Linked DNA regions of Homo sapiens: region 1 is linked to region 2. Evidence: read pairs that join two places in POLR2A ChIA-PET (ENCODE). Cell type or tissue: IMR-90. All regions are shown on one strand. Links, peaks and the distances in the headings refer to the core of each region. The heading gives the core; the rest is flanking DNA. Region 1 overlaps LINC00670 (long intergenic non-protein coding RNA 670). Region 2 has its middle 18 kb from the start of MYOCD.

What was found. Peaks named below come from ENCODE experiments on the same cell type or tissue, not always from the same donor. Only the 100,000 strongest peaks of a DNase experiment are listed, where the experiment ranks them.
Region 1: POLR2A ChIA-PET joins it to region 2 with 12 read pairs; 3 of 35 experiments call an interaction of 5 or more read pairs at or near these places.

The regions. Positions count from the first base shown.
Region 1 is chr17:12,588,986-12,594,373 of GRCh38, forward strand. LINC00670 (long intergenic non-protein coding RNA 670) reads left to right here. Exons shown (of 4, transcript NR_034145.1): 3 at 1,456-1,763. It overlaps LOC105371540 (a long non-coding RNA gene), which reads right to left. Exons shown (of 3, transcript XR_934233.3): 3 at 2,767-2,842. Among named protein-coding and RNA genes, the nearest start is that of LINC00670, 42 kb to the left of the region's middle. In IMR-90, for the core only: no CTCF peak of the experiment used is centred there; a DNase peak (open chromatin) is centred at 2,526; H3K27ac peaks cover 189 bases.
Region 2 is chr17:12,644,843-12,650,230 of GRCh38, forward strand. No RefSeq gene overlaps it. Among named protein-coding and RNA genes, the nearest start is that of MYOCD, 18 kb to the right of the region's middle. In IMR-90, for the core only: no CTCF peak of the experiment used is centred there; no DNase peak of the experiment used is centred there; H3K27ac peaks cover 215 bases.

The sequences.
Region 1 (5,388 bases), core at 63-5,062, 56 kb before region 2:
ACTGAGTGATGAAATAATCTATACAACAAATGTCCATGATACAAGTTTACCTATGTAACAAACCTGCACATGTACCCCTGAACTCAAAATAAAAGTTAAATAAAGAAAGGAAAAGAATCAGTTATCATGACAGTATAAAAGAGTGAGTCTGTTGTGGTCTGGAGACTGTGAGAAATATTCTCCAAGGAAATTATATTTAAGCTGAGACCTAAGGATAGATGGGAACTAGTGGGTGGAGAAAATGGAAAACGAAATTTGTGTATGTGGTAGGGAAGGAGAGGAATAGCATTCTAGGCATCAGCAACAGCACATGTGAGCGGAATACATTGCAGAGAAGTGCCAAATACCCCAGCCTTGGGAAAAAGTCTCATCCCCGTAACACACACTTTAGTTAACAGATACTGCAATGGGAATTTTTGTTGTTAATTTATTCAATTGACTTAACAAATACTTACGTAAGCTCTTATGTGCCAGGCACTCTAAATCAGTTGCTGGGAATAGTACCAAGGTATGCAGAGCCCCTTGGCCTCACGGAGCTTCCAGTGGGAAATTTTTAAAAATAGATGAAAAGTACCCTGGGTTTTACTATGAAAAATAGCAGAGTGCCACAGAAGCATATAGCAGGTAAACCTAATCTAATTCTGGGGTCCAAAAATTATCCTAGAAAGCGTAACTTTTAGGAGACCACTCAAAAGAAAATTAATTGCTCTTAAGGCGAGTGAGGAGGAATGAACAAAACGTTCGTGAAGGTACCGAGGTAAAAGAAAGTGTAGCAGTTGAGCATTTGAAAGAAATGCATTATGTCTGAAACAAAGAGAAGCAGAGAGAGAGAGAGAGGAGAGCAAAAGAGTGTGAGAGAGAGAGGTGCAAGCAGAGAGAAGCTGGAGAGAGAGACAAGGCATGATAGCCTGCATTAAGGATTGTATTTCCGGTTGGGCGCAGTGGCTCATGCTTGTAATCCCAGCACTTTGGGAGGCTGAGGCGGGCAGATCACGAGGCCAGAAGTTCGAGATCAGTCTGACAAACATGGTGAAACCCCATCTGTACTAAAAATATAAAATTAGCCAGGCGTGGTGGCAGGCACCTGTAATCCCAGCTACTCGGGAGGCTGAGGCAGAATTGCTTGAACCGGGAGGCAGAGGTTGCAGTGAGCCGAGATTGTGCCACTGCACTCCAGCCTGGCGACACAGCAAGACTCCGTCTCAAAAAAAAAAAGAAAGAAAAACAATTGTATTTCCTAAGTCCATAAGAAATCATTGAACACGGATTGACTAATCCATTTTTCATATAATTTGAAAGATTGTTCTGGTTATTGTGTGGAAATTGTTTGGAGCAGCCGAACATGGAAGCTGCGGAGGCCACATGTATTTGTCAGTGTAAGTTTTGTTGTCCTATGGTAATAAATATCCCCCAAATCTCAGTGGCTCACACAATAAAAATGTTTTTCTCACTCAGGCTGCACATCTTTCATGGATTCTGGTCCACCTCGTCCTCACGCGGGGATGCAGACTGACAAGCTTCCACCATGAAGGGTTGTCATTTGCCATAGCAGGGAGAGGAAAATGGAGCAAATCAGTCACCAGCTCGTCATACAGAAGAGTGTCCCACGTCATATCTGCTGATATGTTATGGCCAAAGTACATGACTATCTCCAAGGAGCTGAGAGGTGAAATTCGGACATTTGTCTGGACGGAGTAGAACCAAGAGAGTCGTAAACATCCTGTGGACTACACACCGTTTAACAAGATGCAACAGTATTCTGGGTAAGAGATCATGGAGAGGCATTTATGAAAGCATTTTTAAATCAAATACAATTATTACAATTTGTCGATTAATTGGATGTGAGAATGGAGGGAGATGGAAGAGTCAGGGATCATTTCCCTGTGATGGAAAGGACAACTGGATAAATGCTGTAAAGTGTCCTGAGTTAGAGAATGTAGAAGATATTTTGGAGTGGGAGGGAACATTCAAACAGAGATGTCTAGTACATAGCTGGAAATGAGATCAGAAGAGAGGTCTGGGCCGAATAAATAAATTTTAGAGCGTTTGACATCCAAAAGGTACTTGAAATCAATGGAACAAAGATTTGTATGGGAGGGTAAGCAAATCATTCTTCTTTGAGACTTTCTCGATTTTGGCACTGAAAGTCGTATGTCATGGGAACATTCTCAGGCTTGAACAAACTGCAGTAGTTGGTCACCCTTTGAGAGTGTGTGAATAAAAAGAACACCAAGACAGATTTGTGAGGAGAAAACACGTACTGGTCAGGTTGAACAAGAGGGGCTGTCAAATGATACTGAGAAAAATAGTCATGAAGATAGAAGGCAAGTCAGAGGAATATCAGAGACCCAGAAAGCAAGGAAACAGTTTCAAGAAGGAGAGAGTGAGGGGCCAACGGGGCCAAATGGTACTCCAACATTAGGTAGGACTCAGATTGCAAATGCCCATTGCTGAGGGACCGGAAAACAGCTGAAATAGGACTCCCAGTTGTTTACGCAGCCAAGCAGAGATCAGGCAGGGAGGGGATGGCTTGTCCAAACACAAGAGGCTGACACATCAGGAAGGGGTCTGAGCTTGTCCTGGGTGTAGTGACCAGATACAGTAGATAGCATGGCAGCTTCTCACATAGCAGAAAACAAATGATGCAGATCTAGGTTCTTGACCTACAGTTCACTGCACACCTCCTCAGGCTGCTGGACTGCAGAATTCAAAAGGAATTCATTTAACACATAAGAGAAATCAAAAAGGATACTCGCCAATTATATGAATGCAAGACACGGATAAAACTCTCCTTTAAAGGTGAATAGAGAGAAAATAGCCAGCTGGGGCCTGTGGAACGACTCTGAAACATAAATGAAGATAAACTATAAGAAACATAAAGAAAATTTTAATAAACATGATTTTTTTCTCAGTATAATTCAAGAAAGCATGAATCAGTTATTGGGGTTTTTCCTATAGAGTTGTAGAAATTCCTTACATATTTTGGCTATTAACTCCTTATTAGATATATGGTCTGCAAATATTTTCTTCCATTCCACAGGTTGCCTTTTCATTCTGTTGATTGTTTTCTTAGCTGTACAGAAGCTTTTTAGTTAATATAATTCCACTTATCTATTTTTGCTTTTTTTTTTTTTTTTTTGCCTGTGCTCTCTTGGTGTCTTATAGAAGAAATTATTGCCCAGGCCAACATCTAGAAGCTTTTCCCCCATGTTTTATTTTAATATTTTATTTATCATGTCTTACATTTAAGTCTTTAATCCATTTTAGTGGATTTTTATATGTGTCATGAGATAGTGCTCTGATTTCATTCTTTTCCATGTGAATATCTCATTTTCCCAACACAATATATTAAAGAGATTCTTTTTTCCATAGTATATTCTTGGCACCCTTGGTAAATATAAGTTGACCATATATGCCTGGGTTCCGTTCTGGGTTCTGTATTCTATCCCATTTGTCTATATATCTGTTTTGATGTCAGTACCACACTGTTTTGATTACTGCAGGCTTTGAGGGTCTTTAGTGTTTCCAAATGAATAATAGGATTTTTTTTCTATTTCTGCAAAAATGCCATTGGGATTTTGTTGGAGATTGCATTGAATCTATTGATTGATTTGGGAAGTAAGAACATTTTCTTTTCTTAATTTTTTAAGCTATCTCCTACAGGAAGGAAGAACATTTTAACAATATTAATTCCTCCAATCAATGAACATGAAAAATATTTCCATTTGCGTCTTAAAAAAATTTTGTTCATGTTTTGTAGTTTCGAGTGTACAAGTCTTTCACTGTCTTGGTTAAGTTTATTCCTAAGTGTTTTGGGTTTTTTGATGCGTTTGTAAATGGAGTTGTTTCTTAATTTCTTTTTCAGTCTGTATAAATGAAACTAATTTTTTGTATGTTGATTTTATATTCTTCCACTTCACTGAATATGTCTATAAGTTAACAATTTCTCTCTCTCTCTCTGTGTGTGTGTGTGTGTGTGTGTGTACTTTAGGGTGTATATATATATATATATATGACTATGTCATCTGCAAACAGAAATCATTTTACTTCTGCCTTTCCAGTTTGGATGACTTTTATTTTTTTTTTCTTGGCTAATTCGCTGGTAAAGACTTCTAGTACTATGTAATTGAACGGAAGTGGCAAGAGTGGTTATCCTGGCCTTGTTCCAGATCTTAGAGTGAAAGACATTAGCTTTTTACCCTTGAATATGCTGTCCTGGCCTTGTTCCAGATCTTAGAGTGAAAGACATTAGCTTTTTACCCTTGAATATGCTGTCAGCTGTGAGCTTGTCATATGTGGCCTTTCTTGTGCGCAGGTAAGTTCCTCCTATATGTAACTTATTAAGAGTTTTTATCACGAAGTGTTCAATTGTGTCAAATACTTTTTTCTGCGTCTATTGAGATGATCATGCGATTTTTATCCTTCGTTCTGTTAACGTGGTATATCACATTGATTTATTTGCATAAGTAGAGCCATTTTTACATCCATGGGATAAATCTTACTTGGTTGTGATGTATAATTTTTTTAATGTGCTGTTATATTCAATTTGATTGTATTCTGTTGAGGGGTTTTGTGTCTGTTATCAGGGATATTGGCCTATAGTTTGTTTGTTTGTTTGTTTTTTCTTGAGGTGCCTTCATCTAGCTTTGATATCAGAGTAATGCTGGCTTCCTAGAATAACTTTAAAAGTGTTCCCTTTTCTTCTATTTTTGGAATAGTTTAAGAAGCAATAGTATTAATTCTTCTTTCTTTCTTTGGTAAAATTCACCTGCAAAGCTTACTGCAAAGCTTACTGGTCTTGGACTTTTCTTTGTTGACAGTTTATTATCATTATTATTATTCCTTCAATCTCCTTGTTATTTTGTTTTGTTTTGTTTTTTGAGATGGAGTCTCGCTCTGTCGCCCAGGCTGGAGTGCAGTGGCGCAATCTCGGCTCACTGCAAGCTCCGCCTCCCGGGTTCACACCATTCTCCTGCCTCAGCCTCCCAAGTCACTGGGACTACAGGCGCCCGCCACCATGCTCGGCTAATTTTTTGTATTTTTAGTAGAGATGGGGTTTCACCGTTTTAGCCGGGATGGTCTCGATCTCCTGACCTCGTGATCCGCCCGCCTCGGCCTCCCAAAGTGCTGGGATTACAAGCGTGAGCCACCACGCCCGGCGAATCTCCTTGTTTTTTATTGGACTGTTTAGGTTTTCTATTTGTTCTTTATTCACTCTTGGAAAAGTGTATGTTTCTAGGAATTTCTCCGTTTCTTTTCGGTTGTCCAATTGGTTAGCATATAATTTTGTATAATGGTTTCTTATGATTCTTTTCTATGAAATCTTTTGTAATGTTTCCTCTTTCGTTTCTGATATTTTAAGTCTTTTTTTCTTTAGTCAATCTAGTT
Region 2 (5,388 bases), core at 249-5,248:
TTCCTCATTCTGGAAGTTCATCCTCTTTGAACACACTCCTTGGAGAACTGGGTGAAAGGAGAATCTCTTAGGCTGCTGTTGGTGCTCATTCCTTAAAGGGCTGATATCCAGAATCTACAAAGAACTTAAATAAATTCACAAGAAAAAATCAAACAACCCCATCAAAAAGTGGGTGACAGATATGAACAGACACTTCTCAAAAGAAGACATTTATGCAGGCAACAGACACATGAAAAAATGCTCATCATCACTGGCCATCAGAGAAATGCAAATCAAAACCACAATGAGATACCATCTCACACCAGTTAGAATGACGATCATTAAAAAGTCAGGAAACAACAGGTGCTGGAGAGGATGTGGAGAAATAGGAACACTTTTACACTGTTGATGGGACTGTAAACTAGTTCAACCATTGTGGAAGACAGCGTGGCGATTCCTCAAGGATCTAGAACTAGAAATACCATTTGACCCAGCAATCCCATTACTGGGTATATACCCAAAGGATTATAAATCATGCTGCTATAAAGACACATGCATACGTATGTTTATTGCGGCACTATTCACAATAGCAAAGACTTGGAACCAACCCAAATGTCCATCAATGATAGACTGGATTAAGAAAATGTGGCACATATACACCATGGAATACTATGCAGCCATAAAAAAGGATGAGTTCATGTCCTTTGTAGGGACATGGATGAAGCTGGAAACCATCATTCTGAGCAAACTATCACAAGGACAGAAAACCAAACATGACATGTTCTCACTCATAGGTGGGAATTGAACAATGAGAACACTTGGACACAGGATGGGGAACATTTACCTAATGTAAATGATGAGTTAATGGGTGCAGCACACCAACATGGCACATGTATACATATGTAACAAACCTGCACGTTGTGCATATGTACCCTAGAACTTAAAGTATAATTAAAAAAAAAAAAAAGAGATTTTCAGTGTGCTAGGCTCAGTGTTAAATATTGGAGTACATACAAAGAGAGGCAAATTCTTTTCAATACTCTCTTAAATTAGGACTTTTATACTTTTAATTGTTCTATCTGGTTTTTGGTTTTGATAGTCACAACCATCCAGTGTAATAGCTAGGGGATATCTTTGTGCATGTGTGTATGTGTGTGTATAAATATTTTTATTTTGCCATTTTTAAAGTTCACCAGAATTTACAGATTATTTCTATGTTATACATCTTTTTAATGGAGTTTTAATTCCATGCAATAAGGAAATAAATATTGCACTTGCCTCATGTCTTCCCACAATTTAAAATGAATCTCGTGATGTGAGCCCAAAGTGTAAAAACCATCTTCCTCATAGTGCCTCACGGATTGATTTGTGGGTTGCTGGATGTGGCTAAATTGAAAACCGCCCTAATGGGTCAGGGACTGTGTTAACTATGTTACAATGTTTTTACCTTTAATCCTCACCAGAGTCAACTCTAGAGGCTGGGAAGTCCAAGATCAAGGTGGCAGCAGATTCAGGGTCTGGTGAGGGCTTCTTCCTCATAGATGGCACGTTATATGTATCGTCACACGGAGAAAGGGTAGGGTACATCTTACTAGTCTCATTTAACAGATGATAAAACTGAGGCCCAAAGAGATGAGGCGAATTGCCAAAATTCAAATAGCAAAACAGGTCTCTCAAACTCAGCCCTCTTAACTGCAAATCCAACGCTCTTTGGCAGATAATGCATGTGAAGAGACGAGGATACGGTGAGCTGGAGGGAATTTTAAAGTGAATCCATAGAAAGGATGCATATTATTCCAGAAACATCATTCATACCTTTCATCCCAAACACACAAATCAAAGAGTCATTTCAAAGAGTACCAAAAGAATGGGATATCAAAAGGATCAAACATAAACGATATGTAGAGACTTCTGTGCAAACCCAATTAGCCAGAGAAAGTGATAGGAAAATTTTAAATGTCCCCAAAGTGTCCTATTTAACCCTCTGCCCTGGTCTATGGCTTGATCCTGACCAAAGAGCTCCAGATGGAATGGATAGAGAGTCTGGGGTCGGCGTGGGGTTGTGTTTTGACTGCAAGTTGGCATCTCGCCAGGCTGGGCCTTCACTCTGTCCCCCTGCATGACCCTAGCCCACTTTGGCTTGCCGAATTACTTAAATGTTGTACATTACTAGTTAATAGACACAACATATTGAAAGTTTTACAATCAAATATTTATGCGGCTAGAAAACATTTTACATTATCTTTAAACAGCCATGTCATCTATTTATTTTCATTCTCTGATCTTTCTGTTTTGTATCAGAATCAGAGAATTTAGCCTATTTACCCAGAAGTAAATATTATGATGAAAACATTGGGCGGCTCAAAAGTAGACTTAGTAAAATGCAGAAGTATTTTTTTGCCAGTGTCAATTGCACAACAGCCCCTGCATGGTAATAAATTAAGAAATTTCTAAGGGATGCTTGAAGTATGGTGGTTAAATACTTCATGGCTAGATACTGTCTCTACCTGCCTGATCCCCTGATGGCAGGATATACCTGGATACATCTAGCAATTCTTTCTGGCTATTCATTCTTTTCTGCAATAGAGAGAAACTCTCCTGGGGCAATGAGGCAGCATTTGCAGGCGACTCCAGTAAGGGAAATATATTTAATACTGAATCTTGGGCTTCAAGTAAGAGTTGATAGCCTATGGTCTGAAGAGTCCTATTGGTAGTTAATGGTCACTAAGTTTTCAGCTTGGCCTCCTCCTTTCTTGCTAGATATTTCTAACTTCTGAATGCTTCCCCCAACTCTGTCCTGTATGGTTGTTTTACTAGACTTCAAGAGCTAGTCCCATGTTTGTGCACTTATCTCTTCCCTGGAGAGGGTATCTCCTCTTATCACTGAATACTTCCAACCAGTATCTCCTCTTATCACTGGGTTAGAGAAAAAGACCCTCATTCTTCCTTCTTCCTTCTTTTTTTTTTTTTTTTTTTTGAGACAAAGTCTCACTCTGTCACCCAGGCTGGAGTGCAGTGGCGTGATCTCAGCTCACTTCAACCTCCACCTCCCGGGTTCAAGTGATTCTCCTGCCTCAGCTGCCCGAGTAGCTGGGACTACAGGTACGTGCCACCACACCTGGCTAATTTTTTGTATTTTTAGTAGAGATGGGGTTTCACTGTGTTAGCCAGGATGGTCTTGATCTCCTGACCTCGTGATCTGCCCGCTTTGGCCTCCCAAAGTGCTGGGATTACAGGCGTGAGCCACCGCAACGGCCCCTCCTTCTTCTTTTACATACCACTTCCAAAGAACATTCTTAAAGACATAAGGAAGGGGTCAGAATTTCAGAGGGCTAGAAAGCACCGTCCTCCGACGGGCCTCGATCCCCAGCCTCTGGCCTGAGGTGCTCAAGACCTAATTTCTGTCCCTTACCCTTAACCTGGTTCTTCTGTGCTATTTCTTGGGCGTTCTTGCTTCACCCAATTTCCTAATCTTTAACTGGACTCCCAGTCAGTCTTACATCTGTCTCACCCTCAGGGTGAAGGCTGGTAACCTGCCCCCTGGGGGTTTCTTCCTTACCAGAAGCCTCCTTAGACTTGAGGAAGGTGGTGTATGGGTTTAGGGCAAGTAGCACCTGTGTCGGAATGGATGCTCTCGTCAGTAGCCTTAGGCAACCCCCTAACCTCCCTGAACATCAGCTTTTTCCCCTACTATAGAAGAATGATGCATGAATAGTAGGATTGATGTAAGGAATAAATGTGGTTTATGTGTAAATAACCTCATACTATGTTTGGTCCAGAGTGAGGACTCATCAGCCAAGTAGTGGTAACTCTTACTCCTACTATTTGTGGTACAAATGCCCTGATTTCCTTAAAGATTCCCCCAGGCTTGATTTCCTCAATTTCTTCCTGATACTGACATGGTTTCTCTAAGTCATTACCTAAACATTAACTCTTAGTCGGTGATTCATAACTACAAGACGATGTGGAAGATAGATGGGTGAAAGAAAAAGAAAGAGAGCAAGAAAGAATGAGAAAAGATTGGCGGAAAATGCAGGTTAGAAAATCCATGCTTTAGAATAAAATATTCATAATTTTTTTTTTTTTTTTGAGATGGAGTTTTGCTCTTTTTGCCCAGGCTGGAGTGCAGTGGTGCTATCTCGGCTCACTGCAACCTCTGCCTCCCGGGTTCTTGCAATTTTCCTGCCTCAGCCTCCCGGGTAGCTGAGATTACAGGCATGCGCCACCACGCCTGGCTAATTTTGTATTTTTAGTAGACACAGGGTTTCACCATGTTGGTCAGGCTGGTCTCGAACCCCTGACCTCAGGTAATCTACCCGCCGCAGCCTCCCAAAGTGCTGGGATTACAGGCGTGAGTCACTGCACCCAGCCAAGTATTCATAATTTTAAGAATACAAATTCAGTAAAGTACAAATTTTTATTGAATATAAATTCAGAAAGTAAAGAAGACAGGTCCCTTTCTACAAGAAAAATAAGACATAAATGAGATAGGAATTACCCCAAACAGGAAAGAGCCCCTGGGTCACAGAAACCCTGGTTTGATTCCCCGAGTGAGTACCTGAGCAAATGGGTCCAGGGTCCATTTACACAGGTCTCAGCTTCCTTATCTCTGAAATGAGACGGTATAACCAGATTCATTGGACAAACGCTTAGCAACCACTCACTGATAACCTACTCTGGACAAATTCTGGGCACTGAGGTTTCAAAGGAGCACAAGAGAATTAAGGTTCCTGCTCGTATTCCAGTAGTAGAGACAGAAAAAAAAGTAGATAACTAAATGAAATCATTTTAATAATCAGGAACTTAAAATTAATTGGATTGTAATTATTTGGGAGGAGTGGGCTACTTAAGCCAGGAAGGTCAGAGAACTCCTTTCTGCCAGGCTGCTACTTCTGTGAATGGAGTCCAGGCATGCAAAGATCTGGGGGGCTGGACATTCCAGGCAGCGTGGACTGCAAATGGCCATGGGGTATGTGCAGAAGGAGAGGGGGCTAGTGTGGCCAGAGGTCAGTAAACAAGGAGAGCCTGGAGTGAGGTTAGCAGGGCAGGCAGGTGCCAGGCTCGTGGGGATTCTAAGTCAGCAAGGGGCAGAGGGCATGTAAAAATCGGGCAAATGGAGGTGATTCTGACAAAAAGGGATATTTACAAAGTTGTGGGTGGGATAGGAAAACCACCAAACATAGTAGGTAGGACAGCAGACCCCTGACCACTCTTAGCACTGAACAAACAGGAGAGAGTGGTCACTGGGACCACAGGGAGGGAGTCAAATAGAGGGAACTTCTTGACTGGAGCCCTGGCGGGGACCCTGGGAAACAAATGCCCTGACCTCACCCTTTGCCTCCCTCCAATCCCCAGCAGAACTCCCCATTAACTGGACACACTCAGAAGCTAAAGGGCAAAGGAGTCCAC